4 separate regions of the Mus musculus genome follow, and all the other regions are linked to region 3. The links are chromatin loops, found by intact Hi-C in ENCODE. Cell type or tissue: left cerebral cortex. All regions are shown on one strand. Each heading gives the region's core, and the rest is flanking DNA. Links, peaks and the distances in the headings are about the cores only.

The links. Hi-C counts contacts between places; a loop is a spot of excess contacts. Peaks named below come from ENCODE experiments on the same cell type or tissue, not always from the same donor. Only the 100,000 strongest peaks of a DNase experiment are listed, where the experiment ranks them.
Region 1: a loop joins it to region 3, with 8 times the contacts of the local background. A loop is called at or near these places in 7 of 42 quality-filtered maps.
Region 2: it touches region 3 in a loop (2.5-fold over the local background); 2 of 42 quality-filtered maps call a loop at or near these places.
Region 4: a loop joins it to region 3, with 3 times the contacts of the local background. A loop is called at or near these places in 12 of 42 quality-filtered maps.

What each region holds. Positions count from the first base shown.
Region 1 is chr5:41,761,259-41,769,155 of GRCm38, forward strand. It overlaps Nkx3-2 (NK3 homeobox 2), which reads right to left and starts at 2,962. Exons shown (of 2, transcript NM_007524.3): 1 at 2,221-2,962; 2 at 225-919. The coding sequence starts at 2,686. The coding sequence ends at 384. It overlaps Gm46910 (a long non-coding RNA gene), which reads left to right and starts at 1,377. Exons shown (of 2, transcript XR_001784850.2): 1 at 1,377-1,745; 2 at 3,566-3,827. In left cerebral cortex, for the core only: no CTCF peak of the experiment used is centred there; DNase peaks (open chromatin) are centred at 3,719, 4,382 and 4,676.
Region 2 is chr5:41,120,919-41,128,815 of GRCm38, forward strand. No RefSeq gene overlaps it. Among named protein-coding and RNA genes, the nearest start is that of Gm35380, 490 kb to the right of the region's middle. In left cerebral cortex, for the core only: a CTCF peak has its summit at 4,327 (motif pointing right); a DNase peak (open chromatin) is centred at 4,343.
Region 3 is chr5:41,703,783-41,711,679 of GRCm38, forward strand. It overlaps Rab28 (RAB28, member RAS oncogene family), which reads right to left and starts at 4,397. Exons shown (of 7, transcript NM_027295.3): 1 at 4,123-4,397. The coding sequence starts at 4,197. In left cerebral cortex, for the core only: a CTCF peak has its summit at 4,807; DNase peaks (open chromatin) are centred at 3,390, 3,926, 4,462 and 4,655; H3K4me3 peaks cover 2,376 bases; H3K27ac peaks cover 1,771 bases.
Region 4 is chr5:41,840,051-41,847,947 of GRCm38, forward strand. It overlaps Bod1l (biorientation of chromosomes in cell division 1-like), which reads right to left and starts at 4,265. Exons shown (of 26, transcript NM_001310601.1): 1 at 3,882-4,265. The coding sequence starts at 4,118. In left cerebral cortex, for the core only: a CTCF peak has its summit at 4,363; DNase peaks (open chromatin) are centred at 2,839, 3,778, 4,327, 4,931 and 1 more place; H3K4me3 peaks cover 2,734 bases; H3K27ac peaks cover 1,179 bases.

The DNA of each region.
Region 1 (7,897 bases), core at 1,962-5,961, 57 kb after region 3:
CGAGATTCCGAGGATTCAGGCTACCGGGGGTCTCCAGGAGTCCTCTCTACTCTGGGCAAACACCAACCCCTGGCAGACAGAATCCAAATCCAACGTTGTTGTGAATAATAAATAGCGTCCCGAGGCTTGAGGATCGGTGGCCCGGTGTGCAGAGCTCCTGGGGTCATAGGGCGCAGCTGTTCAAATGACAATAAGGCGCCCTCTGAGGGCAGACTCAGTTCCAGGGCCCTGTCACCCTGGATAGGTGTGTCAAGTCCCAGCAGGATTTCATTCCCCACCTGCCTCATCCCCAGTTGAGCAGAACTCGCCTGCACAGAGTACACCTGTCCGTGGCGGTGCATACGGGGGACGCAGGAATCCTTCTTTGCCTCGTCCCAAGGGCTTCACTGGGTACCAGCAGCGGCCGCGCACGTGGACAGCGCCCAGCCCGGGAGACAGTAGTAAGGGTAGTAGTAGGAGGGCTGCAGTGGCAGAAGGGAAGGTGGCCTCAGCACCTCTCCGGGCAAATACTGTCTTTGGTCGTCACGCACCAGCACCTTTACGGCCACTTTCTTGGCGGCGGGTGCAGAGGCGAGCAGGTCGGCGGCCATCTGCCGGCGTTTGGTCTTGTAGCGACGGTTCTGAAACCAGATCTTCACTTGCGTCTCTGTGAGCTTCAGCGAAGCTGCCAGGTCTGCGCGCTCCGGCCCGGACAGGTAGCGCTGATGGTTAAAGCGGCGCTCCAGCTCGAAGACCTGGGCGTGCGAGAAGGCGGCCCGGGAGCGCTTCTTTCGCGGTTTAGGGGCTGCGGGCTCTTCCTCCTCCTCCACGCCGCCCGCCTGCCCGCCGCTAGCCCCGCTGCCCGCGGCGCCGCGCAACCCAGGCACGCGTGCACCTCCAGGGCTAACGCTGTCATCCTCGCCTCTCGGGCTGTGGTCGCCTGCGGATTCCGGTAGGAACAAAAAGCAAAGAACCTGTCAGACTCGCAGAGGGGAAGATGGGTCTCGGTTGCTGTGGTTTCTTGCGGAAGATTGGCAAGGGAACCCACTTTGAGCCTACTGAAAGGGGAGGAGAAGTTCCAGAGGGTTCTGTTTCAGAACTCTGTCCTCCACGCTTCTCACATAATGTATCTTTTCTGCTGCTTGCTAGAGCAGTAGGGGAACAGCTCTTCCCGAGTTTTCCAGGCCCCAGATTTCCTGCAGGAATGTAGGATACTTGGCCTGAACATATCCACAAGTTTTGTTCTGTACTTAGCCCTGAATCGTGGCTTTCTACACTGAATTTCTGTTTCGAGTTGTACAGCACACCTTTGCACACCCACACCCACACATCCGTTGACTACAGGAAAGAGGAAGGTGGTGGTGGGGAAGGGTGCAGATCTTGAGGTCAGAGGTATAGAGAGTCTTCCGTCCTAAGAACCCAGAACTGTCAGGATACGGCAACAGGGAACAACGCGAGGCCCCAGTACACTTGCCTCCCTGTTCTTTGCATGAAAATAAAGGGAAGCCGGGTGCAGACAGTGAAGACCCTGATCTGAACCCCGTTTCCCAGCCTTTTCTGTGCTTCCTGCAGCACCGCCTGCAAAAGAAGTCAGCGCTCTGGCCGGCTCGAAGCCTATGCGAGGCCTACAGCAGACTGTACCCAATAGAAGCCAGCAGCCGGCCTTTCAGACTAAGAAATATACCCGTGAGTGGATACAGAGTCTTGACGATCCAGCGCCTCCCAGACCACCTCAACCACACTTCCCCACCATCTCCCGCCTTCAGGTAACTGCTACTTTTGTTTCTAGCTCCCTAGGTACTCAGCCAAAGGCTGTTTTGCCAGTCCTGGGGTAAGGGAAGTTAAACGCGCCCTTTCCCAAGGCTCCCCACTCCTACGCTGTGACAGGATCTGCAGTCGTTGGCATGGCTGTGTCAGGGATCTACCTCATAGATTTTTGGTCCCCCTTTCCTAAATCTAGAGATTTTAAATGGGCACAGCTGAGGCACTGCAGATGAACTCAAAGTTCTTGGTGCAGAGCGCAGGCCACATAGTACCAGGACACCCGGCTCTAAGAAGCTCACTTGCTTCAGGTTTGGGGCAGCGCGCGCCAACGCGAAGAACTTGGAGACTTCGCTAGCACTAAGCCCGGCAGGGCGTCGTGTTCCCACAGTAGGCCCACCCCGCCTCAGAGTGCTTGACCTCTTAACCCACCCCCTTCAGCCCAGCCCCCTTCCTGGAGAACCCCCCGCAGCAGCAGACCTGAAACGCTGGCTGACATCTCGCTGTCGCTGCGGACCGGGGCTTCCTCCTCCAGGTCCTTGGCGGCGTGCAGCTCGCAGCCTGGCTGGTCCAGGCCCAGGGTCACCCTGGCGCGGCCGGTTCCACTGGCTCCCGGGACATCGGCGCAGCGCCTCCTGCCCTCGTTCTCTTCGCTCAGGGCTGAGTCTGAGTCCCAACCTCCCGGACTCTCTGCGCTCTGCCCCACGGCTGTTCTGGTTCGGGCGGGAGATGCCAGAAGAGAGTCCTCGGCGCCCCCCAGCGCACCGGCCTCGGTCTCCCCGAAGATCCGCCAGCAGCAGACGGCGGGCGCCGCGGTCACCGCCACCTCTGTGCCCCCTGGTGCCGGGCGCCCCTCCGGCGTAGCCAACCCGCCGCGCTCCTCTTTCTTGTTGAGGATCGCCTGGATGGAGAAGGGCGTCAAGGTGCCGCTGCCGCGCACAGCCATCTGCGCCGCAGATCGGAGCCGGCAGCCAGGAGGGCAACTGGGGCGCGGGGACAGCTTCGAGCCTGACACGGAGCTCTGGGCGACCTCAGCGCGAGTGAGAGGGGCGCGCCAGGCCCCCGCAACCCACTCCTGCGCAGCACAGCAGCCCCCGCCCCCCTCAGTTCCAGGATCCGCGCCGACCCTCACCCCACCTCACAGGCCCACCTCGCCAGGACCCCCTCCCCTGGAATCCAGCGCCAGATGCTCTTCTCCTACAGCCCGGCCGATTATCTCTTCGCCCGTGGCCCTCTGGGGACCGGCCCGGGTCTGTCCTCTGGGGAGAGGCCGGCGAGAATTGTCAAGGGTCCTCTCCGCGTCTGCAGTCGCCTCCGGAGCGCCGCCGAGGCGCACCGCCCAAAGTCACTTTTTCTGTGCGCCTCTGTCTTCCCGGCCTGTAGGGCTTCGCTCCTGGCGGGTCCTCCCTCTTCCCCTCTGGGCTGGCTTTTCCGGAGCCTACTCCTCTGGCGCCCGCAGTGACAGCTGAGGCCCCTAAAATCGGAGAAGAGCGGGGACACCTTTTACCCTCTGCCGGGGTTTTATCTGTTTCTTCTCTTTGCTTCTGCGTTCCACTGTACCCCCCCCCCCCTCCCATCAGAGTGTCATTCCTCACCGCTGAGTGACAGCATCGGGCCACGCCCCTTCACTAGCTGTCCTGGGCTCTCCCGGCAGTGGATTGGCTGGTTCCAACTGGAGGCCGTTGACTTTAAGAGACTCTAGTCCACCAGTTGAGTAGCAAAAGACAGGGTCTGATTTAACCCCTTCCCTCCTAAACCTGGTTCTCAGTAGCATCCTTCAGCATCGAGGAGAACCATCATCCCGAAACTTTGTTTCTGATTTCAGTTCCGATAACCATCGACTCTAGCGCTTTTCTGGAACACCAGTATGAACCCCAGCTCAAAATTTCGGCGAAAACTCAACAGAAAGCATCTCCAGATGTGACGTATAGTTTCTGTTCTCTAGGAAGGAGCCCAGAGTCGAAGAACAAAATTCATCTTTTTTTTTCCTTCCACTCTTAAAGTTTCTCAGCTGTTTCTCTGCTAATGCTCTTTACTGAAGTAATCTGATAATTAAAATCACTCTACTAAGTACTCCTATCATTTTACGTTTGATTGGATTGGATTTCTGTAGACGACTTAAAAAGCTAGGTTGAAAAATATTAGTTAAGCACCAAGTGGGGCGAGGAATTGGAAAGCATTTGGGTAGAGAATTTTTGGAGCTGGGTATTCGTCTCCTTGGGCAATCAACTCTGAATTTAATTGGATTTGTTCAATTTGTTTTACATCAAGAAGAAAACATAAAAATGCTTTTAATTTGTTCTTTAAATATTCTGTTTCTTGTGAGTTGAGAAGGAGTAGATAAGTTTGAAAGAGACTAGCTGGGAGTTACACAATAGTGAGATCCAGAACTGAGATTTAATGCCCTTAAAAATAAGAACCAAGTTATTTTACTCACTAGAAGGAAGTAAATACAAAATATAAACATTGTGGTTATGTCAAAACATATGTTGCCTATTTACTAAACATCTTTTTAATGACAAGTTTGTTCAAGTGACAAATCTTACTGACTGCTCCACAAATGTGACCCGAGGCTTGGTCCAATACACAAGCTTGAACCTCTGAACACATTTAAATAGTTGTGATGTTAATTTCAGAAGCTGAGGAGGCCACTTCATTGGTGTCATTAAAATAGGGAAGGCCTCCTGCAGCTGCTTCCCAGAGCTGATCCGCACTGCGGGGGAGAAATCGTTACCCAGTCAAAGTCGTCCGCCTCGCCTCGGGAGGAAGGTTAGAAACTTGTAGACTTCGTGGCTTGCAGTTGCCTGTTTTCCTGCCCTATGAAGATGCTGCAGGGTCCCTTGGGGTAAGGGATGGGCCTCTCTTGAAGGGGCTACAACTCTTCATAGTTCTTCACAATTGTGTAAGTTTTGAGGGAAAGATTTAAATTCGTTGTTAGTAGCTGGCAACTATAACAGCCAAGGGACTAACTTCTGGCTAGGACAAGGATCCAATGAAATGCTTAAGAGGTTTCAAAATGAGGCTCTCCACTCCCCCTTCAACATTTTCATGCTTTTATTAAAATCGATTTTCTCTTCTCTGCATCCCATGCTGGGTGTTGAGAATGTGTATAGCTATCTTGACTTAGGGGCTAGTGGAGGACGAGGGACAAAGCTTGATAGAAAAATGAGGTTACTCAGGTGCAGAGCATGTGTGTGATGGCCTGTGGACATGGGGCTCTCTCGGTGGGGACAAGAACCAGTGAGCTCTGGACATGCTGATGGACAAGAATATCCAAGAGTGTAATACCTGAGCGCTAGGGTTAGGTTTGGGTATCCATATGCTTATTTGAAGTAATGATTACTACTTATTTGGCAGAAATAACCGGTTTTGTTTTGTTTTGTTGTCTTTTTTATCTCAAATCACAAGTTGACAAGAGGTAAGTGGCAGACATTTTTGAAGCTCGGAAAACCACTTGTTCGGTCATTTTAAAAGTTGTTGGCATTGCTGGTTTTTGCATGAGAATAACGAAATGGTTTCAATCCGCCTCTCCAGGAGGCGCGGGGCGACGGAGTTTGCCAGAGGTTAGCAGATCGTTAGGTCTAGTGAGTGACCGGTGCAGGCAGGGCCAGAAGGAGATGTGTTTGGAAGAAGATAAACACTCGGTTCTGAGCTACGGAGAGAGGAAGCCCCTGAAAGAGTAAGAAGTGAGAAGAGATGAAAAGGCGTTGGGGGCTATGGCCGGATGCACTGAAGTACCTAGAGTACATCCTGAGTCAAGGTCAGCTCAAGAGGTCAGAGGAGGTCTGGAACTGCTCGGCTAGCATAGGCATACCCCCCCAACCCCCTTCGAGGACAACGTGGGTGATAGCCTCTAGGCTAAGCATCCAACTTCGGAAAACCCGTGACTGCTGACAACTGTGGCTCTTGGCCTGGCGCAGGCGCTGCTCTCCGGCCTGGACTGAGCAGGAGTCGAACGAGTTAGGGGTTCTGTTTTGCGACAAGATCTGTCATCATTCTGCGCCTGTCTTCGTGGCCGCACGCCCTTCTCACCTCCCAGGTTCCACACATTCATACATGTATTCCTCTTCTCTTCTCTTCTCTTCTCTTCTCTTCTCTTCTCTTCTCTTCTCTTCTCTTCTCTTCTCTTCTCTTCTCCCCCCAATCTGTTCCTTCTCCAGCTGCCTCCTCTTCAAGATCCTTGCGTGGGTCTAGCACCTCTTCTGCAGTCTGGTTCCCGTGCGCCCCCTACGAGCTGCGCCCTGGGTCCCCTAGGCAGCCTAGGCCTGGTGTTCTGCTGGGCGGCGACGCTTCTATCCTTCGCAGAGGCCATGCTTTTGGAATGGCAAAGCCGCGAAAGATGCTGTGGGATGAGAGAACCCACAGCTTCAGTCTTTCGTGGCAAGCTTCTGCGCACACGCAGGCATTTCTTGGGCGCTCAAGTCAGTAAGGGAATCTTCCCCAGAGGTCAAGCTGCGACGCTTGGATGTCACCAGCACCTCTCCTGACCTGGAGAGCAGAGGTTGTCTTCTCTTCCCCTTCCCCGCACTGCCCCTAGCTCTCCGGTGCTGGGCACAGGCGGAGCTCAGCTCTACCCCAGCAGGCCACATACTGCAGACACTGTGACCTGGACTGAGGAAGTCACTTGTTCTCTCCGTTCCTTTAAAACCAGGCGTACAGCGGGGCTCTCCGCTGGCTGTAAAGCTGCGGGAGCAAGCGAGGAGAGGATGAGTTTGCTGGCTCACTGGAGCTGAATAGTCGCTCTGGGGATTGTCGGTTCTCATCTGCAGGCGCCCCCCGGGGGATCTACAAGCAGACACAGTACATCAAGGGTCAAGCCAGTTTCCCCAGTGCTCTAGTCAGTCGGCCCCTAGCAGGGGTTTTTACGCACAGCGTTCTGGTTTATCAGACTGAAGCGAGACACTTCACCAACGCAGGCCAAAGTACCGCTAACACACCAAAAACCCGAAGGTTTTTTGCTTTATTAAAAAAACAGACCTCCCAGGGCTGTGATGAGTTGAAAATCATTCTTGCTTTACAGAGACCAAGCAGATTCAAGGCTGTCAGTGGGTGGCTAAATCAGTATTCAAAATTGTCTGTAACCAACCAAACCGAATTTCTCACCCAACGGAATTTCTCACCCTAGCTTGTTCTCGCCAACCTTGTCTTTGCTCGTTAAGTGTTTCCTTAGAATTTTCTGTTTATTTATTCATTTTAAAAGATTCCAGTTTCTCTTAACCCGGGAGAAACCAAAGAAAGCACGCAAACCTAATGATGTCTTCTGTTCTGGACATTAGACAATGCACGAGCGAACTCAGGCCTGCGAGTTGAAACCAAACCTAGTAAAGAAAAGAGAACTATTTTTTTTTTTAATTTTGGTTTCTGTCTTAATATAAGTAAGCAACGAACTCTAGTTATACCTAGGAAGGAACAACTAGATGGTAGAAGCCATTGGGTTCAGAGAAAAACAAAAACAAAGAAACAAAAAACCGTGTTCTCAAGATGCAAAGAAAATGCCACGGAAAACACTTTCCTTTGGAGCGTAGCTTTCGCGCACGTATGAAAAAGAAACCAAACCACCCACAGCACGCACGGTGGAGGACGAGCGCCACCTAGCGAGCCCTCTTCCTGAATGTGCAACATACCCACGCACCTGATTTAAGGGAGAGCCCCACAGGGTGAAAACAATGGTTTGTTCTCAATTTCGCGTTTCTTCCGTTTCTCTGTCGTCCAGTAGTAGAGACATTCCATTTTAAGGTGATGCGGGACTTGTCAGCATCCTTCCCCCTATCAATGTTCAGTTCAGTAGTGGGCATGAGGAAAGGATTGGAAAAGAGCTAGAGAAGGTGTTGGATTCAATTGTCCTAGAGGCTGATTTACTAGAGAGAACTGGACCTGGTCCATCCGTTATTGCCCCGTGCAGGCTCTTCGTACTGTTCAGTATGGCTTGCCCTATGATGATTAAGGTACAAACACCTGAGAGTTGATTTGACACAGTAGGAATACTTTTGAAAATATCTTGTTTTGGTCTCTCTGTCTGTCTGTCTGTCTGTCTGTCTGTCTCTGAGAGACAGGGTCTCCTCCGTCCCAGGCTGTCACTCATAACCATCACCAGATTTAATGACTTTACCATCTACCATAAAACCTGAAATTCTGTCTACGTCCGACACTAACACGT
Region 2 (7,897 bases), core at 2,481-6,480, 580 kb before region 3:
GGCTTCAGATAGGCTTCAGGTCAATGAGAGACCATATACCAAATACAAAGGGTGTATGGCTCATGAAGAGTGACATCAAAGCTTTTCCTCTGACTCCAGGCACACTAGCATATACATACAATTCTAATGAAATTAATTAAGACCTTCACAATTGCATATAGACAATGCCTGATGTCAGGATTACGACATTAACATGCTTATATCTGTCTCCCATAAATGACCCAAACTGTAATTTGCCTTAGAACACCAGAAAAATACTCAGAACTTGAGCACAAAATACTCAGAAAAACAAAAAATATCTAGCTCTAGAGAAAACAGCCATAATTTCCAAAGCACCATGAAGTAACAATACAAGGGCATACTGAACTATTAGTAGGAAAGAATTGAACCAAGAATTAGTGGGAAAAACTTGAATTAATAAACAGCTTCTCTAATAACTTAGCTAAAGTTATATTGTGTCTCTGATCAGGCCTTAGACTACTTTAAATAGCAGCTGGTCTCCTCCCTCCCTCAAATGGAAGTCATTACCACTTTGCCTTGGTATTATCAAACAAGTATAAGTAACTATTATTATCATAAATAATTTGAAATGTTCTCTTTTCCCGAATCAGTCATTACAACCAATTACCTCATTATATAAATTCCCATGAATTATAACTATGAAAGATGTGTATAAGAATGGCTTTAAATAAGCCAATATGTCATCCCATACATTCACAAAATAATCAGAAGTTCTGAGGCCATATGGTAAAAGGTCCTAGGTACCCCACCTCTTTTCCCCAGGTGCTCTTTGCCTTCCATTCCTACCCCACATTTTGGAGTATTTATTTACCTTAACATTTACACGAGGCCCTGCCGCCCTTGAAGGGAATGTGGAGACATTCCGTTCTGAAGAAGGGCTCAAGAGAAAACCCTATTTCATGCCCATTGGCATTTGGAAGGCTGTCCAACTATCTGTTGGGAAGTTTCTCACACAGTATAAACAGAGAGTTAGAGGGTGGCCGTGCGTTTCACTTCCCTGCTGACTTGGGTGTGTTGTTGAGGTTCTCAGCACCTTCCAGCTCGCCATCTGCAAAACAGATCATCAGAATGTAACAGACCATTTATTCTGATGACCTTGTTTTACTGATGTAGAAATGGGGGTCCTGAAAGGAAAGTCATGTTCCCAAGGTCACAGAAAGGAGTTAGAATTCCCAGTCGGAGACCTCACACTCAGCCACGTCTTTGCCTCTCTAAGTCAAGCATGAGCTTGTGACAGGAAAGAATCTGGAAACTGTGGGAACTGTGCGTGTCTCAGGTACTCTGCAAGGCTTCAGCCAAATGCTGAGCTCCATTTGCTGGAGTGTAAGTAGATAGGTCACAGCTTCGGTGAGACCTTAGCTCAATCCCCAAGTTTTATTCTATAGTCTTGCTTCTTTTTCCTGCCTCCATTTCCTCCCTTAGGAAGCAAAGATAATATTACCTCCTTAAAGCAAAACATGGCAAACACTAAGGAAGATACAACAGGGCTGATCGCAAAGTGGGGGGACTCCCAAAATAATTTTCCTTCATATAAATCCCCTGAATCTGTATCCCCAATATTTCAACAGTTGTTGCCTAAAGAATTTTTTATACAAAGCAGAGAAAAATAGCATTAATGATGCTTTGCCCAAAAGAATGAACGGGAAAAATATTAAAAAGCAATCTCATAACTGACTAAGACATCTAGTTCAAAGGTAGGTAGACTGTCTCCCCATCCCTGCAACTCAAGCCACATGTGCACATTCTCAACCATCCACTTCCCACACTCCCAAAGAAAAGCATTACAGAGAAACGTTAATGGTTTTTAAAGGCATAAGGACATAAGAGGAGCGCATAGGGCAACAATAAGAAACTGGAAAGCAGATGCCCAAGCTGTGATAACTAACTTAGCAGACTCACACAAATGGCTCCTCACACAGGCAGTGAGGACAGCTGAGAAGCAGCTCCACAAAATCCACCAAGGCTAGGCAACTGGTCATAGCCTGTAACAGTTGGTGTTGGTGACAGAGAGGAAACATTCCCCTTACTCACAGGAAGAATGAAACGGGAGTGTCGGCCTGGAAAAGGCAACTAGAGTCTCTGTATAAGTGCTAGCGGTATGATTATGCATATGTCTGGATGTTGTAGGGAAGCCTGGGAGACAAACAGAAGTCTCCACACTCCCTGATGAGCTGAGCTGCTGGACCTGGCAGCCTTTGTCCTATGTGCTCTGGTAGCCAGTCATATGCAACAGATTAGAAAGAATCTTCTAAAGATCAGAAGGGAGATGCTCAATTCCAAGAAGAAATCCTAAAAGGTATTGATTTGGGGGGATTCATCAAAGAAAGACTCAGGGATGGCCCTACAGTGTAAATTTCATAATTTACTGTTGAATACAAACTATTATTCTCCTAAAGAAACATGTCAATAAAATGACTCCTGATGACATACTGCTACACCCATAGATCAGTACAGGGTTCCACTTTTGTGAGGGAAATGTCTTGTAGAAGGTGATTATTAACACAGACCCACAGCTGTACAATGTGCAGAGAATAAGAGGCTTTGGGGCGCTCGGTACTAAATAGATGTCATTATCAAAGTCATTCACTCAAGGCTCTGAGATCTATGTGAAAGAGGAGGCAGAAAGATTGTATGAAACAGAGGTGGTGGATGACACCAAGGGAACAGCATCATTCAAACATAACAAGACATATATATTATTTGCAAGGGCAGGCTCCTTGTCCAGTAGTAGCTGTCCAACACAAAACAGACCTCCAACTTTTTATGTGATTTTTGTTTTTGTATTGTTTTGTGGCTTTTTTGTCCTTATTTGTTTGCTTGTTTTCATCTTCATGTTGCATTCTTTTTGAGAGAGAGAAAAGTTATGAATTCTGGATGGATCAAGAGGTAGGGAGGCTATAAGAGGAGTTGGGGCAGAGGAAAGAGTGTGATCAAAATATACAGTATGAAAAAAAAATAAGAACTAAAATAAAGGAAAACCCACAAGGTGCAGCTTAAGCATCTCATCAAATGTCAACGCACAGATTTAGAAATCTGTCACCATACAGTGTCCCCTCCAGAAGGTGCATGCAGAATGAAGGCAAAAAGAAAGGGAGAAAATGGAAGCAGAGGAGGAAGCAGAGAAGAAACAAACCTAAGAGATTGAGACTTGACCAGGCTGCCATTAGTAATGGAATTCCTATAGGATGTGCAGAGCAAGAAGGCCAGTGCTTAGAGAGAAAGAACACAGCAGATACCGTGCTGAGCTGCAGGTGAGGGACATAACAAAGGGTTGCTCTAAGGACTTGTGCATACAACTTTACCAATTATCTAATTGTAGATAATTAGGGGATTTTTATCATTGGTGAAAAATACAGGCTTGACTTAATCGTAAATGTACCAAGAATACATCAGCAAAAGAAGACAAACCATTGGCTTCTTAGGTAAGATCCTCCAGGAAAGTGAACCTAAGAGTGGCATTTGCATCATAACCATAGGCTGTCCACCTAAACAAAACACTGATTATGTATAGGAAGATGATTAAGCCATACAAAAAGAGAAAAGGGCTCCATCTATGTGTGGAAGGCAAAGCAAGGCATCTGAAACAGAAGCATGGAGAGAGCAATTGAGTCACGTGGAAACATGGAGGCAAACAAAAGAGTGAAGCTATCAGTTATTTTTCACTCTAAAATTTAAGTGAAGCAAATCTGTAGAATTTTACACACCTGGGACAACCACGTGGTCCTTGACAATTAAATGAATCTGGCTTTTTTTTTTTTTTTTTTTTTTTTTTGTAAAAGTAAAACTTAAAAAACAAACAAAAAATAAACCAAAAAAACTAAAGGACCAAACAAAAAACCTCAAGGTGTTGTGGCTGGGACTTTTGCTTAGCTGGTAGAGTCTTGTCTGGTGTGCACAAACCTTGAATCTGATCCCCGACATCTCATGAAGCAGGCATGGTATCCCATGCCTGTAGATCTCATCCAAACTTGAACACGTGGCATGACATGATGAGTTGAAAGCCATACTGAGCTACATGAGACCCTGTCTCAAAACTCAAACAAACCTTTTTGTATCTATGAGCTGTCATACAACCTACCAAGTTCCAATCTCCTTATTTTTCTCCTTTAGCATCATTGCACTTGATACCTTATTTCTGAATTCCTTCTAATATGCGTTACATTTAAGTCACCAATATTAAAGTTAGTAAATGATGTGGGGCAACTCTTCGAATTCTCTTGTTCTAGGTGTATGTTTGCTCCCACATATTTAAATTATTTTAATAGACGTACTCATGAAAAGCAAGTTATTCAAGTCACCACTAGAGGGAAATGTTGGTCTTCTTACTGTCATAGAGGAGCTGGAAAATAACTTTTGAGGAGGCTAAAGTCTATTGTCATTACTATTTGGTCGTACATTGATATTGGTTACATAATATGAGTTTTGCCACTTGCCACAGATAATCCTCAAGTTTTATCAGAACGCTAAAGGAACCTGCTGTGGTTTCTTTCTGTTCCTGGTGCCTCAGAGGACTGCCTCCCTAGATGTTAGCTGACTAAATAAAGTTCTTCTAATTTACCTAAAACCCACATTGGGTTCTGAGGAAGATAACCATATCTTAGTCATATAGCTTAGGAAAATATCACAAAAGCTTTCACTGTCCATTTGGTCTCTCTCAATAATGTAGCTTGATTCAGCCAAATGCCTAATTCTTCCTAATTGTCTCCCTCATTTTGTAACGCAGTTTCAACCCATAAAACTCAGTCCTTTCTGTGACTACCTGGGCAGGCTCCTTAGCCCACTGCATTGTATCATTGTGTGAGCCGATGTGCTGTCTCACAGAACACCTGGAGTTTGTATCCTTTATAGCTCTGGGTCCAGCCAATGCCTCATCTTTCCCTATATGGAACTGTGAGCTGCTTTAGTTCATCAGTTCTCAAATACTGGGCCAGAGTGAGGTAGGGCTTCTGCTCAGAGATAATAGCCATGTTCAAAGAGAATGGTAAGTTTCTGTCACAATACTGAATACCTGTTCCTAGGAGAAAAATCAAGGTCTGTGAAGATCAAGAAGATTTTATTTCTTCCTGTCAGAGGGTCCAGATCTAAATGGTCCATGGATCCCAGGTGCTGCCCCTCTAATCCATCTTCCTCATATTTTATTTGAATATTGTGTTGATTTTTGGTAATATCATGAAGTTTAATGTCCTAAAGCTGCAGTTAAGATGCAGAATAGATGCAATAAGAACACAGAGGAAGGCCATCTATGTCAGAAAGTAGATCTTCATGGTCACACTTTTTTTTTTTTTTTTTTTTTTTTGTCTAACTTACCCTTGGTGTCACTGATTTATTCATTGTCACTCAAGGTTTGTTATTGAGATGGTTCTTCAAACATAGTCATGGAGTATATAAACTTCAAGGGTTGTCTTGTTTCACTCAGCCTGTGTTGATATTCATCCAAGTTGTTGAATGTATCATCAGCTCATTCTTTTTTATTGCTGAAAAATATTCCATTGTATGGATGTACCACAGTTTGTTTATCCATTCATCCTTTGAAAGATATTTGAGCTGTATTGTTTTAGACAATCATAAATAGAGCTGCTATAAAACATTCCCCCCTCTCTCCCTCTCTCTCCCCCCCCCTCTCTCTCTCTCTCTGTGTGTGTGTGTGTGTGTGTGTGTGTGTGTGTGTGCGTGCATACAGAAGTTTGCAGGACTCCAGAATAAATACTGAAGAATAGGCTTTCCAGGTCATCTGAGAACTGTGTGTTATCAAATTTGCTATCATATTTTCCACAGTAGCTACATCTTTCTCCATATCCATGAGCAACACGTACAATGTTCAATTGTTCTGGATACTTAGCACAGTTAACTCTTATCCTATTAAAGTGCTAACCCAGTTTTCTCTAGTGCTTTGAAATACTGAGAGCCTGCATTCTCCTATATAGAGATATGTTTTGTTTTGTTTCTTAATTTGTTTTCAACAATTATGTACAGGTAGAGAATGTATGATGATCATATTCTTCATTAACCTCTCTGATCATCTCCCATTCTTGTTGGCTTCTGTCATTTTAATAAGTATTTACGGTGCTACCTCATGACTTTTTGTGTGTAAGCCTTGTGCAAGCAACCATAGCTGCTGTGTGTTTACAATTTTGACAGCCATGCTGTATCCAGAAAACAGTGATTCTGTGTACTCCTTGCTCTCCTTCCCATGACTCTTACAGTCTTTTCATGTTTTCTTCTGTGATGTCCCATGAATCTTGGAAGAGGTAGTATGCATATGTCTAAAGCATACTACTTAAAATTACTTCTCTCTCCACCTCACCAGTTGTGAGATTTTCATAAACTAACCCCTCTGCAAAAAGAAGCTTCACTCAGCAGGATGACAGTAGCACTAATCTATAGATATAAATATAAATATTTAATATGGAATTTAGTTGCATGTGTACTTAGTAGATCTTCAGTAGTTAATTGCCCTTTATGGCTAGTGACCTCCATAGCTATTGGCTTATGATCAGGTTTACAGTATCAAGTATGTACTCTCTTCAGCAAAGAAGGCCTTAATTCCAACTGAGAAGTGATCGTTGCAAATGTTTGCAAAACTCTAGAATAAGCACATGTACTCATAGTATAGGAAAGTACTATGCAGGCCTATATGAGAGAAGAGCAAACAGTTTCCCAAAGTTGTGAGTCTTATGTGCCCTATCAGTGAAGATATCTTTAGTAGTATAATAATAATATGAAGGCTTGAACATAACCAACCACTTTCTAATATATAGTATCCATTTGTGCATTCCTTGACCTTCTTGTATTCTCTTTGATAAAAAGGACTGCAACTCTATTAGAGTTACCGGTTTCAGCTCATTGAACTAGAGTTACAGATTCTTGTGAGCCACCATGGAGGTGTTGGAAATCCACACTAGATCCTCTAGAAGCACAGCAATTTCCCTTAACTGCTGATAACCCATGGGGTGAATGTTGAGAGTGGTTTCTAAGTAATTTCATCCAAATTACAGAATTTATAGGTTCAGAGTTGTTCATAGCATCTGCTACAATTTTTAAAATATTTTTATGTTAGAATCTCTCATCTGTTTCAAATATTAAATTATATCTTATCTCAGTTTGACTTTTTTTTCCCACTTTGCTCCTTCCTCAGCAAAGAAAGGGGAATAAAATTAAATTGACCTTAGATGATACAGAAAGGATTTTTTATGCATTATTTTGTCTAAAATATCATCTAGAATTTCACTGATTTCTGTGTTTATTTCTATTATTTCAGTCTTATAATCTATTTATGTGTATTTTGCCTCTGTGATTTCTTAGGTGAAAAACATTATTTATTCAGAAAACTTTTCTAGTATAAATGGTGTTAATTATTCACCAAAAACTGCTTTGACTGTTTCTCAAATTATTTTTACTTCTGTTACATTTATTTTGATCAATATAGTTCCTTGGGTTTTCCTCTTTATCAAAGGAAATTAAATTATCGTGTGATGGAGATGTCTTTATTGTTAGATCCACTGAGAATTATTTAGTTGAGCCAAGATATAGAATCAACTGGAGTAATGATGAACCAAGAAATCATGTTATTCATATGCACAGTTAAAGGAGAAAACTATTCTGTACCATCCAGGATTTGAAATTATATGGCAAAGCTGTAGTAACATTAAAAGCATAGTAATAACAAGAAGACAAACACATTAATAGAACAGAATTGAGAACACACATGTAAGCTTACTCTCCTACAGAAAGCTTATTTTTAAAAAGATGCCTACAATATACATTAGAGAACATACAATTTATCCATCAAATAGTTCTGTAAAGTGAACTGGTACATGTAGAAGGATGAAACCAGGTCGTCATTTCTCTTCCCACACAAAATTCAACCCCAAATGGC
Region 3 (7,897 bases), core at 2,589-6,588:
GCATTCTGATTCTCAAGCTCCTTCTCCTTGATGGAAATTAGACTCTGAGAATTGTAAATGGGAACTAAAGCAACAATATAATTAAGATCTCAATTTTACATATTGCCTTAATAAACTTTTTCAAAGAGCTCTTAAGTTTCCTTCTAAGGTTACATGCTCTGAGGATAGCTGTACTATTAGCTAATAATAAGAAACACTGATTAAGGAAGAGAAAGCTACTTATAGAATTTTTTTGGTTTTTCTACAAAAATCATTGTGTTCATTTTTCTCTATACTTAAGACATCAAAAATAATTACATAGAATTATCATGATAATGTGTACCATTGAAATAAAAGGGCTAGTATTCTAAGATTAGAAGGAAACAGGCAAAATAACTATTATTTATCTGAAGACAGTGCTAACAAATCACAAGATATTATAAACAAAAAATCCATGCATGTTTAAAAAAAAAAAAAACCTCTAAATTTCACTAAAGGACTCCAGGGCTTTCCTTTAGAAAGTCATTTCCTATCAAAGCCAAGTGATATTGCTAGGGACAAGTGAAATGATTCTAGACTCAGAATAAGGAATTTCAAATGCACTGCTGTTACTTGAAAGCCTATCCAAAGGAGAGAAAGGAGGGCACTAAGTCTCAAGACAGGCTGTCAGGTTTTTTTAGGTTTTTTGATTTCTCTCTTTTTTTTTCTTTTAATCCTGTTTTATTTTAAAAGTCAACCCTTTTTTAAAAAACTAGGATAGTTAATTATGATATTAGAACAGAAGTTCTAAGGAACCCTTGGCCATATTTCAAGTCCTTTTAGCAAGGTGAGTTACATTTCTTTTACACTAGGGCCGTATTTTTCCCACAAAGGACAATTTGCGCACTCTAACTCCAAACTTTAACATTCCAATAATGTAATTATAATTAATGTCCAAGATTTTTGCATCAAACTTTATATGCCCCAGTTCAAGGGAACACCAGGGCCAAAAAGTGGGAGTGGGTGGGTAGGGGAGTGGGGGGGGGGAGGGTATGGGGGACTTTTGGGATAGCATTGGAAAGGTAAATGAGGAAAATACCTAATAAAAAATATTTTTAAAAAAACGATTTTTGCATCAAGTATTCATTGAGTACTTCCATATGAAAGATGTTCAGGCAAACACTTAGAAATAAACTCACTGCATGGATTATATCACTGAAGCTCGTAACAGTAAAATGAGAAATCAGAACGAAAGACGGAGCTATGTGGTTCTTAAAGATCTTCTGGGTTTCCGTCAGCTTTAATTACCCCATTGAGTCTGGCAAACACAAAGCACCAAAGTATGTGCACAGAGGCTCAGTGGTCCAGAGAAAAACACCACTGCATACAGTTCTGCAAGCGTTCCAAACGTTTCACAGAGGAATGGTCGAAATATTTAAAACTCAAGAAAATAAAGCACATGCACAGCCTATTGTTGGGGTATTTTTCTCTTTCATTTAAGATTCCCTAATATATTGCTTTTATATTCAGTAATATTCAGAAATGGATACAAGTGTGAGTGGGAGAGCACAAAGCCACGGAAGAATAACAACAAGACAAATTTTATTTGGAAAATGCAATAATGAAACCTAATAAATACTTCATTTTACTAAAAACAAATATTTTGAAAGATTCTGAATAAAGTTCTTTCCTTGAAAACAAGATTTCCAGATTTTTAAAGCCCTGCCCTCAAAACTCTAAGGCAAACACAAAGCCTCAAAATCACAGGACTTCCAAACTCAAAGTAATGAACTGCAAAATGTCTAAGTCATACGCCACATATAGTAGTAATCTAGGTTCTTAAATCATTGACATTTTGCTATGAAAATGACAGAATCAACGGTGTCTGTGGGAGGCACTTCCTCTTCAGTTCTTTATACTTAGTGTCATTTTTCATATTCAATAATTTCTCACAAGTTTCTGTTTAAATGGCCTTCTTAGAGTAAACAACCAGCTACCATATCCAAAATATTTCTATTAGCTCGCTGATGTGTGTATATACGGGGTGTTTGTGTTGGTTTGGGGAACGCTCTTTCTCCGATCTATACATTGAAATGATACCAAAGAAGTATCATTGCATTTATTATGATAACAAAAAGAATATTTTGCTTCAAAAACATCTTAAGAAAATGTGTAATTAAATTGAAAATCTGAAACAGAAAGGAAAGACATAAAAAGCACATGGCTCTAGAGGGATAAACGAAGCATCTTTTCCATAAACTGCTACTGGTCTTCCCAGTGCTGTTCTTTATTGCTTCTGCCTGTGGGGACAAAATGCTGAAAGCTCAACTACTACAAAACTGGCAAAGAATTAAATGAGGATGCAAATAAGAATGAAAAGTGAGTCTGAGTTTCACCAAAGGGAGTAAAAGAAGCAGACAGAGTGGAGCTCTTAGTAACCTGAGAGGTGAGCACAGAAAACAACTCCTGCTGTGGTAAGAATGGAACACAGCTAAAGTTCAGAGGCTCATCTCTGAAGGCATAGAGAAGAAAATGTTATGACATTTTAAATATATTACTTAAGAAGATAAAGGCTGAGTCAGGGCAACATAAAAAGATCACTCATTCTTCAATGCAGAGTGACGACCCTAACTCAACCATACAGAAGAGAAAAAAATTATACATTGTTCAACACTGGACAGAACTTTTAACAGAGGTGAAAACTAATTATACTAAACTGTCAACAAAGGCAAAATAATGTATGACTGTCTACATTTTAAATATATATAGAAAACAATTAATAAATTTCAGCATGTATTAAATATTAGCAGACAGATGAGTAAAACTTAAGAAAATATGTCAAATATTTTAAATACTTGATGAGATATATTTAAATTTTAAATATAAAAATAATACTAGACTTAATAGGCAATCTGGAGGTCTTTTAGATAATAGTATTGAAGTGTCATGGTTTTAAATGGAAAGCAAGTTCAGTTGTTCACTGAATGCAAATGAATATATGAAACAAAAACACAATGTGTGGCTAAAAAGAAAATCTAAGTAATGAAACCTATAAAAATATTCTAGCTTTTGTTGAATTAAAGTTTAGAAATAATGCTGATGTACAACAATTTGCTTCTTCGAAACGTTTAAGTGCACTTCCTAAACAGAAGCAGCCAAGCTCTGTTCTTTGCTCAAAAAAAAAAAAAAATAGCATCACATTAGACTGTTTTCTTCGGGACAGTGCTCTACGGGCAAGTATCCTGGGAACCCAAGGAATGGAATAACAGAAGACTCCAATTTTTGCAATTAGAATGAAACCGTGTGTAGCGGCCCTTGGAGCCCAAATTTCAGAACCAAAGCACGAAAGCGTGTGCAAAGCTTCCTTCCGGGAATGATGCAAAAGCTGTCACCACAGAAACCAGGTCCAACTCCAGCGCAGTCCCAGAGGCGGGAGAAGACGGGACGCTGGCAGGGGCAGAGGAAGAGGAACTTAAGCTACCTTCCCCAGGAGTGCTGCGACAGGTGTGAGGGCGCCCGGAGAAGCCGGCATGGCTTTAGTGGGAAGGTTAACCCGCAGTCGCTCGGAGACGCTAGGGACCCTCTCCCTAGAGCAAGTACCAGGCACCGAGGCAATGTTTATCCCATGTCAGTTCACAACTTCGGGTCGAGAACTTGGACCTAGGAGGCAGGGGACTAACTGCCTGCGGGTCCTCTCCTGCACGCGCCCATTCATCCCAGCAACCAACGGTCGCAGAAGGCTAGGCTTTAAAGTCCCTGTGTCCCCCGACATCCTCCTGCCCAGCACGGGAGCTCAAGAAATACCTATTGAATGAACCCTTGCACGGACGGGTGCTAAGAATGGAACTAAAGTGAGAGAGGACACTCAAGAGGCAGCTAGCGTGTGGGGAGGGCCCTCGGCCAGAGTGCATCGTCGCCATTCGTGTGGGTCCGGGTGGTGGCCCCCACCCCAGGAGCTGGCCTGGTCCCGCGGGCCGGCTGGCGGGCGGGCGGCGGGCACGCGCACAGGGCGCAGGCGCGAGCAAGGCCGCGGCCTGAGGCGAGCCAGGCCAAGGCTGGGGAGGACGCAGTGCTGGACAGCGCTCCGCTCCCCGAGGGCCCGACACGCCCGACCCGGACCACGCTTTCTGCAACCCAGGGAGCCGGGTCCGCTGGAGGACTGACCTTCCCCGAGGTGCCGTCCCCCAGCACGACGATTTTCAGTTGCCGGTCCTGGCTCTCCTCCTCAGAGTCTGACATGGTGTCCGAGGATGCTGGCCTGCCCCCGAGGTGGAGGACGGGAAAGAGGAGGCCTCCGGGGGCGGGGGTGAGGAGGCCGGCGGGCTGCACGAGCGGGTCCCCCGCCCCGGCGTCTCCTCCGCCCTGAAGGAAGCCAGGGAGAATCACTCACCGGCCGCCATCTTGCCCTCCTCCCCTCCCCCAGCAGGGCTCCGCCCCCCGGAAAGCCCCGCCCCTAGCGTCACTCAAAAGACGTCCCGTCCCCGCTCCAACCATCACACTGCAATGGGGGAGTACGTAGACGCAGACCGGGCGTCCCGGTTTGCTCGTGGGGAACATTGGCTAGGAGACAAAAGCAAGTTTTTTTTTTTTTACAGTGAAGTGAAACCACATTAGAGAAGAGTAGCTCTCGGGTGCCCTGTCCTTCTTTCTTGTTTTCATGAGGTCTGAGAACATAACTCACATGATTGATTTAGTCCAAGGGGGCGGGGACATGGTGAGGTTTTGTTGCCATGGAAGCCTGGAGCCTGAAAGAGGCGCGGGGGCGGGGTCTGTTTCTGGGCAGCCGGGGACGCTTCGGGCTGCGCGTGCACAGGATCCTTCCTGTCGGTGAAGGTGAGCACCCACCAGGAGGTTGGTATGCTAGTGGAGCTGCTGGAAACTGCTAAGGCCACAGCTGAGGGGGAGACATTTAGAGTGACCTGGGGCTCTAGTGCTGGCTCCTTTTACCCTCTTTAACTCTTCGCGTTCTAAAGACCCAGACTCTAATTTCATTAGTAAGACAGAACTGAGTGAACCATCATAGTCTTTACCTCTGCAAGCCTCAGAGTGGCCCTGGAGCCCTGGGGTTCCCGTGTCGTTAAAACAACCTTCCATAGTAGGATCAGGGCCTCCTTTGCCTGTGTTACCTTCAGGATCTCACAAGTGTAGTTTGCTGGAGGAAAATTGTTGTGTATGAAGTTCCAGAGAATGATGCTGCTATATAAAATGAAACCAGTTGTGTGTAACAACAGTATTTTAAATATCTGTGACAAGCTAAGAGCATTTAAATGAGAGTTTAAATATTTAAAGCCATTGTTTGTAAAGTAAAAAGGGGAAAGATCTTGTGTATAAGACTTGAACATTTCCAAGAAACAATCTAAAGGAAAATAGAAGTAAAACACAAAATACAAAAATGTCATTGGATTCTCAGGTACAGCATTCATAACAGGACCAGGTAGTAGACCCCTGCAAAGAGTAAACAAAAAGTTGTGAGAAGAATCCCAGGCATTTTATGAAATCAGGGATCTTTGCAAATACAACACTGGTTTTAACATAGCTTTTCGGGATTATTACAAACTATTTTAATACCTGCACATTCAAGGAGTGTGTTCATTCATGAAACACCTAAACTATAGATGGGTAACATCTAGTCCTTAGAATAATCTCTCATAGTTTCTCACTGCAAATTCCAACTAACTACATCCTAATACCATTGCTCTACCATGTATGACTTCTCAGATCAAACCAAATCTCCCCACACTAAAGATGTTTAAGGTGACTCAACAATGCTTAATCTTTCAAGTATCAGTGATCGTTGCTTTCTTCACAACACTTCTGAGCATTGAGGACATAGAAGAGAACAAACCTATGGGACTTAGTCTGAAGGGTGTAGTAGTAGACTACATCACGTAAAGATATCAAGGTCTCCTTAGCGAATAGTAGCCTGTGTAAAAGATGTAATTTCCAGATGTGATTACAGATCTAGTAACAAGAAGACTATCTAGTAAGACTTCAATTCATTCACATATATCCTTATAAGGAAGAAATGGAATCTGAGTTGGCTCAGACAGAGAGACAGAGAGAGACAGAGAGAGAGAGCAATATAACCATGAAAACAGAGATGGCAGTGATGGAGCCACAAACCAAGGAATGCCGGTGGCCAGAAGAAACTGGCAAGGAGAGAGAACAAATTCCCTTCTGGATCTTTCAGAGGGAACATATTCCCCACACCTTAAGTTCAGTCCAGTGGCACTGATTTAGAACCTCTGACCCCACAACTTCAAACAAATGTATTAGTTTCAACTAACAAGTTTATAGTACTCTGCTCTAGCAATCACAAGAAGCTAGTACAAAAAAAGACACTAATAGATCAACAAAATTTTTCAGGTAGGTTAAAATATTAAAACAATTCATAGATGGGAATAATATTAATTTATTATTGCTCATCACTAATGAAGATAAAATAATTTCAGAAAACATTCTGCTATAGTCTTTTTTTCTTTCTTTAGACAAGACCTCTTGCTGGAACTCACTGTAATAAACCAGACTGACCTTAAACTCACAGGGATCCATCTGCCTTTGAGTCCCACATGCCTTTGATTAATGGAGTGCCATTATGCTGGGCTCCCTTTGTGATATTCTTAACAATCTAATGGTTATTGTTCCGACTTGAAGCTGAAATGGTTCCCAAATGAGAAAAATAATCAACACTTTCACCCAGGTACAAACTCTGTGTCCTACAATAGTAACTTGCCTACAAGATATAATGATGCAGTAGTTTCACAACTGTTATAGGAGGTAACATCCTTCACACACACACACACACACACACACACACACACACACACACACACTGGATTTAATGTCCACTCTATCTGATGGGAGCCATGCCTGATATTGTTAGTAGAGCCAAGAATCTGAGACCAGATAGATCATGGGCCTTAGAAGAAAACCTACTACTGTTATTCTGTTAAGACAACATAGTAATAAAATGACGCCAAATGGCATACTACTATTCCCATAGATCGGTGCACCACTCAACTCTTATCAGAGAAGCTAGTTCTTGCTGTACAAAGTAATTAACACTGACCACAATTGGGAAATACGCAGAAAGTGAAATATCTTGGATCACTTAACCCTAAATAGGATGTCTTTGTCAAACCTGAGCCTCAGGCATCAGTGCAGAAGAGGAGGCAAAATGGATATAAGAGCCAGAGATAGAAGATGACTCCTAGAATGTGAGGAGCGGGTGTAGCTGCAGTCCCTGGCGCCTTTGGGACTGCCACCACACCCGCTCCTCACACTAGAATGGGCTGATACACATATGAACTCAGAGAGACTGTGGCATCACACACAATACCTATAGAGATTAAAACTAGACAAAACCAAGGTACAAGATACAAAGCACAGGAAACTCAAGAAGAACAAAGACCAAAGTGTGGACACTTTGCCCCTTCTTAGAATTGGGAACAAAACACCCATGGAAGAAATTACAGAGACAAAGTGTAGAGCTGAGACAAAAGGATGGACCATCTAGAGACTGCCATACCCGGGGATCCATCCCATAATCAGCCGCCAAACACAGACACCATTGCATACACTAGCAAGATTTTGCTGAAAGGACCCAAATATACCTGTCTCTTGTGAGACTATGCCGGGGCCTAGCAAACACAGAAGTGGATGCTCACAGTCAGCTATTGGATGGATCACAGGGCCCCCAGTGGAGGAGCTAGAGAAAGTATCCAAGGAGCTAAAGGTTTCTGCAACCCTATAGGTGGAACAACAATATGAACTAACCAGTACCCTCTGGAGCTCGTGTCTCTAGCTGCATATGTATCAGAAGATGGCTAGTCGGCCATCAGTGGAAAGAGAGGCCCATTGGTCGTGCAAACTTTATATGCCTCAGTACAGGGGAACGCCAGGGCCAAGAAGTGGGAATGGGTGGGTAGAGGAGTGGGGG
Region 4 (7,897 bases), core at 2,508-6,507, 140 kb after region 3:
TTTAATAAGCATTTATTAGACTTAAATACATTTAGCTTTTTAGTCCCCTCAAAATAAATTCAAATTTCACCCCCCCCCCCAAAATGTTTCTTGTTTACACTTTTTTTCCCACTAGCAGGGCATGATGGTCCATGTCTGTAATCAGCATTTGCAAGGAGGAAGGACAGCAATGTCACAGTCTACTCTGCCTACATAGTGAGTTCAAGGCCAGCTTGCACTATATAGCAAGCTCCTGACTTAAATTCAAAGTCAACAAGTTCTTCTGGTCAGCAAAGTCTGCAGGTCCTAGCAGACACATCAGAGGACATTCAGACCCATTTCCTACTATCTTTTCCACCCATGCCCCAAGGCTTCTCACATCCTGACATTCCTGCTTGCCCACGCCAAACTCCATCTTCCAAGAGAGTACATTAAATCTTCTAAAAATCAGGGTTACAAAACATTTTAAGTCCAAAGTAGATCAAGAATTATTATCTCTTCTAAAATACAAGTCAGATCATTAACTTTTCCTCAAAACTCACTAACTTCTTACTACAAGAAAAACCCTAAACAATGAATTCACAATGCATTAGAATATGTGTGGAGGGGCCCACTGTCCTCTCTCAGCAGTCCTGCCTCAGGTCTTTGGCACGTCCTCTGCTCTAGGGTTGGAAGGCATCCATTTTTTTCAATTCCTTCAAGGATAGCTCAAATATTATCTTAATTGAAACCTTATCCAGAACAAAACAGTAGGCCTGCTCATGTTCTTCTTGCTTTATTCTTTTGTATAATCAGAGCTGATTATACACTACTTACTTTCTTTTTCCTCTGCTAGGATGAACTGTGAAGCAGCAGAACTCTAGTTTACCGTTGTATTTCCAGCTTCTAAAATGTCTGGTATGTAAGATTTGAACAATGAATACTATTTGATCCATGAACTAACTGACCAGAAGCCATTCATAATTGTGAAAGTATCCAAAACTACCTTCACCAGTCATCAAAATTGAGGCTGAATTTTCTTGGTCCATCAGATTCTTGTCTAGGACACAATGCTGGGCCTCTCAATTGTCCCTCTTCATTCTCCTGTGGATAGTCAATAAAAAGGGGCCAGGATGGCTTTCAAGCCACACAGCTTGAGTCAGACACCTGATGACTAGTTGTCTAGAAAGAGCAGCCTTAGTGGAGTAGCTAGATGTTGGAGCTGTCCAAGGCTACAGCTCTTTCAAGAATGATAGTCAATCTGCCATAGAAACACTCTTGCTTCAGGACCACTGGAGGCCTACCAGGAGAGTTATGTTTGTTGGCTCCAGGAGTGGAAGTAGACACTGGTACCTCTCACCCTGGTGTGGACACACGGAATGGAAGACTGTCTAAGACAGCACCTGCTACTGTTACACATGTATGTGCCTGACACAATCCACCGACTGTTCATAGCCTATATACCACAGGGAAGACTTTCAGGTGGAAAGCAGGCCAGTCTTTCATGTTCAGTTGTGAAGAATACCATACTTCCTACAAGTGGCAGATGAGACTCAAGAGTTCCATTAAAGTGACAGTCCTTTATATGAGTAGGGAATAGTACCTCTATTTTGGCCTACTCATTGTGTTGTTATAAATGCTACATTCCTAAGTAGTATTCTTTTGCATTTTACATATTAGGAAAAATAGAAATGTGATTTAATTATAAATATTTTAAGTTAAAACCAACACATCTGTTATCTAAGGGTGAGGAAGATGGGGGGGGGGGGGTAGAAACAGTGGTACGGAGGGGAAGAGAGAAGGAATGATTATCGAGGAGATTCAGCAACTATGCCCCGCTGTGCTGCTCTCTGGGAAGAGAGTGTCTTCTCTGTTCCACTCTTATCTAGCGTAAGCTTTTTATCTACAGAAGAACATTCTGTGGTCCCTCTCTATACATAGCACAAGGTTGAACCACATGAAAGTACCTCCAGTCAACTACTGTCAACTATTGAAAACAGCACTTTTGACGAGAAAGGCCTAGCTTTCCTTACACTGCCATACCAATTTTTCTTCTTTCACCCAAGGAACATTTTAATAATCTACTTTTAGAAGTTTGGGCAGGGATACCACAGACAATGGTAATATTTAATGGAGATGAGATAAATAACAGGTTGAATTGTAAAAACTGCACCTGTCATCAAAATATTAAAACATTAAATTTATTATACACAATATACACAGTGACAAAACAAACACACAGATTTCTAAGAACATCAAAGTGTAATACCCACCTGTTGCTTGCAAACAACTAGCTTTATATGGGGAAACATTTACCTGACCATGCCTAATATTTTCCTATTAAAATACTTTTCAAAAGGCAACAGCAAGGACTTTATAATATGGCCGTGATAGTCCCTAAGCAAGGGAAGATTATACTACCTATACACATTCAATTAATTGAAGTCCCTGTGAATAAAACCTACAACATTTTGGAAAGGCTACGGGAACGGGCCCAGGACCAGAGTCCTTGGAGAAGATATCCTCAGGTTGTTCGGAGGACTTATTACAGAGGAGATGACAGAGCTGTGTGCTGGTGACCTCAAAGCTCAAGGATATGCAGATGCTGCAAGCACCCCTCTTTTAAAGGTTCTTCATTCAGATCTGCCAGTCTGAAAAAAACCTTACATCATCACAACTCCAATCCAACAGACCAACCCACACTGAAGCAAAAGTAAACAGATACACAAACCCCCAAACAAAACCAAATGAAAGCAACAAATACCCCACAAGAGGAACCAACACCTCTCCCTTCGCCTGCTTCCAGACACACTTTCATAGCTTTTCACCAACTTCACTGACTTAGTCCTGCAACCTTGGCTTGCTGCCAAGATGACAGTTTCCCTGCTAAAGCTCGCTTCCACGTCGGTGCTGGGTGCCTGCAGCCCTCCCCTTCTGCTTGGTTAGGGAACCTTTCTGCTGACCCTTGCCTCTCTGTCCTCTGTCTCCTAACATATAACCTAACACACACCCCCTCCCCTTTCCTTCTTTCACTTCAAGTTGCTGTCATTTCCTCTCCACAGATTTCCAACGGAATGGCTGGCTCCATGCGCTATACCTCTCTTTCTCTCTGTCTGTCTGTCTGTCTGTCTGCCTCTTCTCATCTTAGTAAACTACTAAGCCAGGCAGCCATTGCAAAAGATCAAACGACAGTCCCATCTCCCAACCCACTTTTTTTCTCTGCCCAACTTTGCCTCTCTACCTTTGCAAGTTCACCCGCCCCTCAACATCCAGCAAAATACATTGTAAATCGTTGCCTTACCGTTTTACGATATCTGCAAACGCTACATTTGTTGCATTTACAAGCCGAAGAAACTTTTGGTAGAAAAAAAAAACCAATTTAGGTGAAAAAAGTAAGTAGGTAGTGGTGGCACACGCCTTTAATCCCAGCACTTGGGAGGCAGAGGCAGGCGGATTTGAATTCAAGGCCAGCCTGGTCTACAGAGTTCCAGGACAGCCAGGGCTACACAGAGAAACCTTGTCTCGAAAAACAAAAGAATGAACTCTAAACCGAGTCCCGTTTGCCTTAGTGCTTCTAAACCAGTCTCCCTAGGAACGACTTGGGTCTTGCTTACCACAGTGGTATACTAGCTAAGGCCAAGCATTGCCTGGCACATAATAGGCATTCCAGGCTAGTGTTTCTAGCCGGAGAAAGGAACACAAGGGCAGGGGAATGAATGAACATTCCAAGACTTGCAGAGTGCATGGCACACCGCCGCAAGTCTAACAAACAAACAAACAAGCAAACAAACAAATCAACAAACGAAGCAGCTGCAAAAGGAGCCCTGTATGCAAGACAGTCCCGAGGGTCCGGCTCGGGGAAGTCGCCCCTCGGAGCACACGGGACCCCACTCCCCGCGCCGCCCGCCGCTCTAGCCCCGCACCTTGGTGTCCACATCGGCCAGGCAGTCCCTGCGGAACTGGTCGAAGAGCCCCTGGCTCTTGAGGTGGTTTACGATCATGGCAACGAGCTGCGGGTCCCCAGCACCAGCCCCCGCGCTTCCCGGCCCGCTCGCTCCCGGGCCAGCCCCAGGGCCAGGCGGCGGAGGCGGCGGCTGTGGTTGCGGTGGCGGCGGCGGAGGCGCGGGCGGCGGTGGCTGCGGCTGCGGGTTGGTGGCCATGGCGTCCCGGACCGGGGAGCCCGCGAGCCCAGGCGGGCAGGCGCTCCGAGGAAGGCGGCTACACAGGTCCCGCCGCCTGAGGGAAGCCAACGGGATGTTGTTACGGAACCAGCGGATCTAGAGCAACCCCGGAAGTGAAAAGGAACTGAGGGAAAGGAGGAAAAGGCGGTGACAGCAGCAACTCAAGTCTGGCTACCGGGGCCGCGGCGGGCCAATTCCAGCCGCCTCGAGGCGCGGGCGCCCTCACGAGGCTGAGACGGGCGGGAACAAGTTGTGGTGGCGGCTGCCGCCGGGGAGCGAAACAGAGAGCCGGGTAGGAGCGTGCGCCCGCTGGCTCTCCACCTGTAGCTTCAGCTCAGAGGAGGCAGGAGTGAAGCGTTGGTTTAGTTTCACTGTTGCGGCTGCCCCAAGCCCGCCGCAGTGCGAAGCAGCCGTGGACTTTCTTTCTTTCTTTCTTTCTTTCTTTCTTTCTTTCTTTCTTTCTTTCTTTCTTTCTTTCTTTCTTTCTTTCTTTCTTTCTTTCTTTCTTTCTTTCTTTCTTTCTTTCTTTCTTTCTTTCTTTCTTTCTTTCTTTCTTTCTTTCTTTCTTTCTTTCTTTCTTTCTTTCTTTTTCCACCCACCCATCCCATTCTTCTGGTGTGTCTATCTCACTTGCTCCAACCTACAACCTCCCATTACTGTCTCTTAAGTAAGCTACGAGGGTTTTGCTGCACATGACGGTACTAGCGAGTGAAATCTGTATAGAGTTGTGTCTCAGGCATGACCCGTACACGCGTTAAGGCGTTTAGTCCTTGGGTGACACCTAAGACTGAGTCCTTGTATGATCGGGCTAGTTTTATGTCACCTTGACACAAGCTAGAGTCATCTATGAGGAGAGCACCCTAGTTAAGAAGAATGCCTCCCTAAGATCTGGCTCTAGGCAAGCCTGTGGGATGTTTTCTTAATTAATGTAGGATTAACTAATTAATTGATGTAGGAGGGTCCAGTCCATTGGAGGGGGCTACCCCTAGGCTGGTGGTCTTGAGTTCTGTAAGAAAGTATGCAGAGTAAGCCAGAGGGAGCAAGCTACTCGAGTACTCCAGGACCCTTGCCTTGGCTTCTGCCTCCAGGTTCCTGCCCTGTTTGAGTTCCTGTCCTGACTTCCTCTGATGAGAATGAACAGTGATAATGAAAGTATAAACCAAATTGCCCGCACCCCGCACCCCAGTTGCTTTTGGCCCTGGTGTTTCATTGTAGCAGTAGTTACACTCAGACATTCTACTAATTCCAATTTGCACATCAGGAAACCACGTAAATCATACAGAGTTGCACAGCGGGGGGGAAATCGCCTGACCTGGGACGGCGTTGTCTTTAAAATCTGTTCTTAAAGCTGAGTGGTGGTGCTTTTAATCCAGAAGCAGAGGCATGCAAATCTCTTGAGTTCAAGGCCCCTCCAGTCTACAGGTCTACAGAGTTCCAGGACAGCCAGAGAAATTCTGTCTCAAAAACAAATCAAAACAAAAAATTAAAAAGAGACAAACAACAAGAAAAAAAAAACATAAAAAAAGCAGTCAAGTTTAAAGTGGTGTAAAGTATAATTTAATTCCTTCCTTTCTCCCTTTCTTCGTTCCTTTTTTTTTTTTTTTTTTTTTCCTTTTTGAGACAAGGTCTAGCCGTGTAGATTTCACTGGCCTTGAATTCAATATTTAGATCTACCTGGCTGTGTCTCCAGAGTGCTGGGGATTAAAGGTGTGTACCACCACACCTGCCTAGTATAATTTTCTTTTTGTAAATATTTTTCAAAATAAGTTTTCACAACAAGATGAGATTATAACTTGTTTTTCCTAGTGTACTAACAGTGAAATGCAATACACTAAGTGCTGTTGTCAAGTGTGTATATAATATAAAAAGACTTAATGTTTATTTGGTATATAAGTATATACCTAATTAATTCAACGTTTCCAAAATAGCTAAGAATCATCCATAAAACTGAAAAACTTCACAAATTTAATTAGGCACAATGACTAAACTTTGAAAATTAATAAAAGGTATTTGTTGCTAAAAAGAATTTGTGGCTCCAGGCTAAGAGGACTGGCTACTCTTCCAGAGGTCCTGAGATCAATTTCAAACAACCACAATGTGGATCACAACAATCTGTAATGGGATCCGATCCCCTCTTATGGTGTGTGTGAAGACAGCATACTTATATACATACAATAAATATACACATACATAAATTAAATATAAAATCTTTTTAAAAAGAATTTTAAAATATTATTTACATATAATATACAAAAGGTGCTAAATCAGTTCTGAAATATATGCAGGTATAAGTTGATGATAAATTAGATAATTTCTGATTGATATTCTAAACTGTGTGATGCTTGACTTACTGAAATCTTAGAAGTAGAGTGCTTGCATTCTGGAGCTCCAGTTATACTGATCTCACATAGGAGATACAATGTATCTCGAGCAATGCTCTAGCCTTGAAAAACTTCCCAGACAGACTGAGAAGAATCCAGGTCACCGATCTGTACCGTTGGCCTGTCTCAAAGGCACTTTTTCTTTCTGTTTGAGGGCAGATTCTAGGGCTGGGTATTACAGTTACCCGAAGAAAAGGGAAGGGGGCACAGTTCAATTTTTATTTTTAGAAAGCTATTTAAGTAGTTCTTGCCAGTGGCCCTGTTTACTTTGTGTACTCCGGACTGGCTTATTTTATTTTTTACTTATTCACTTTGCATCCTGCTCACTGCCCTTCTCCCAGTCACCCTATCCTACAGTTCTTCCACCCCCTTCACCTTCTCCCCTGAGCAGATGGGGCCCCCTGGTATACCCCCACCCTGGCACTTCAAGTCTCTCTGAGGCTAGACACTTCTTCTTCCTCTTATGCTAGACAAGGCAACCTGGCTAGTAGAATATATCCCATGTACAGGCAACAGCTTTGGGGATAGCCCCCCATTCCAGTCCTTCAGGACCCACATGAAGGTCAAGCTGTACATCTGTTACATCTGAGAGGGGAGGCCTAGACCCAGCTTGTGTATGCTCTTTGGTTGGTGGTTCAGACTCTCAGAGCCCCAAGGGACCAAGTTAGTTGGCTCTGTTGGTCTTCCTGTGGAGTTCCTACCCCCTTCCGGCCTGCAATCCTTCCCCCTATTCTTCTGTAAGAGTGCCCAAGCTTCATCCACTGTTTGGCTCTGGGTATCTCTGTCTAAGTTAGCTGCTGAGTGGAGCCTCTCAGAGGACAACATACTCCTGTCTGCAAGCATATCAGAGAATCATTAATAGTGTCAGGGATTGGTGCTTGACCATTAGATGGGTCTCAAGTTGGGCCAGTTATTGGTTGACCATTTCCTAAGTTTCGGTTCCCTCTTACGTGCCTGCATTACTTGCAGACAGAATAAATTTTGGGTTGAAAGATTTGTGGGTGGGTTTGGTGTTTCTATCACTCCACTGGAGTTCCTGTCTCAATACAGGAAATGTCCTCTTCAGGTTCCATATCCCCCGTGTAGTGAGTCACAGCAAAGGTCACCACCATTGATTCTTGGGTGCCATGTCTTGTCCTGGAGATGTTCCCCCCACCCCCAACCCCTGACCTCCTCACTCCTGTCAATTGAAGATCTCCATTCATTTTCATGGCCATCTCTCCTGTCCTTCCCCACACCTGATCCTGAACTCCGTGTTCCCCTCCCCCTTCCCTTCCATTCAGGTCCCTCCCTCCATCTGCCTCTTATGATTATTTTATTTCCCCTTCTAAGTGAGAGTCAAGCATTCTTGCTTGGGCCTCTTTGTTTAGCTTCTTT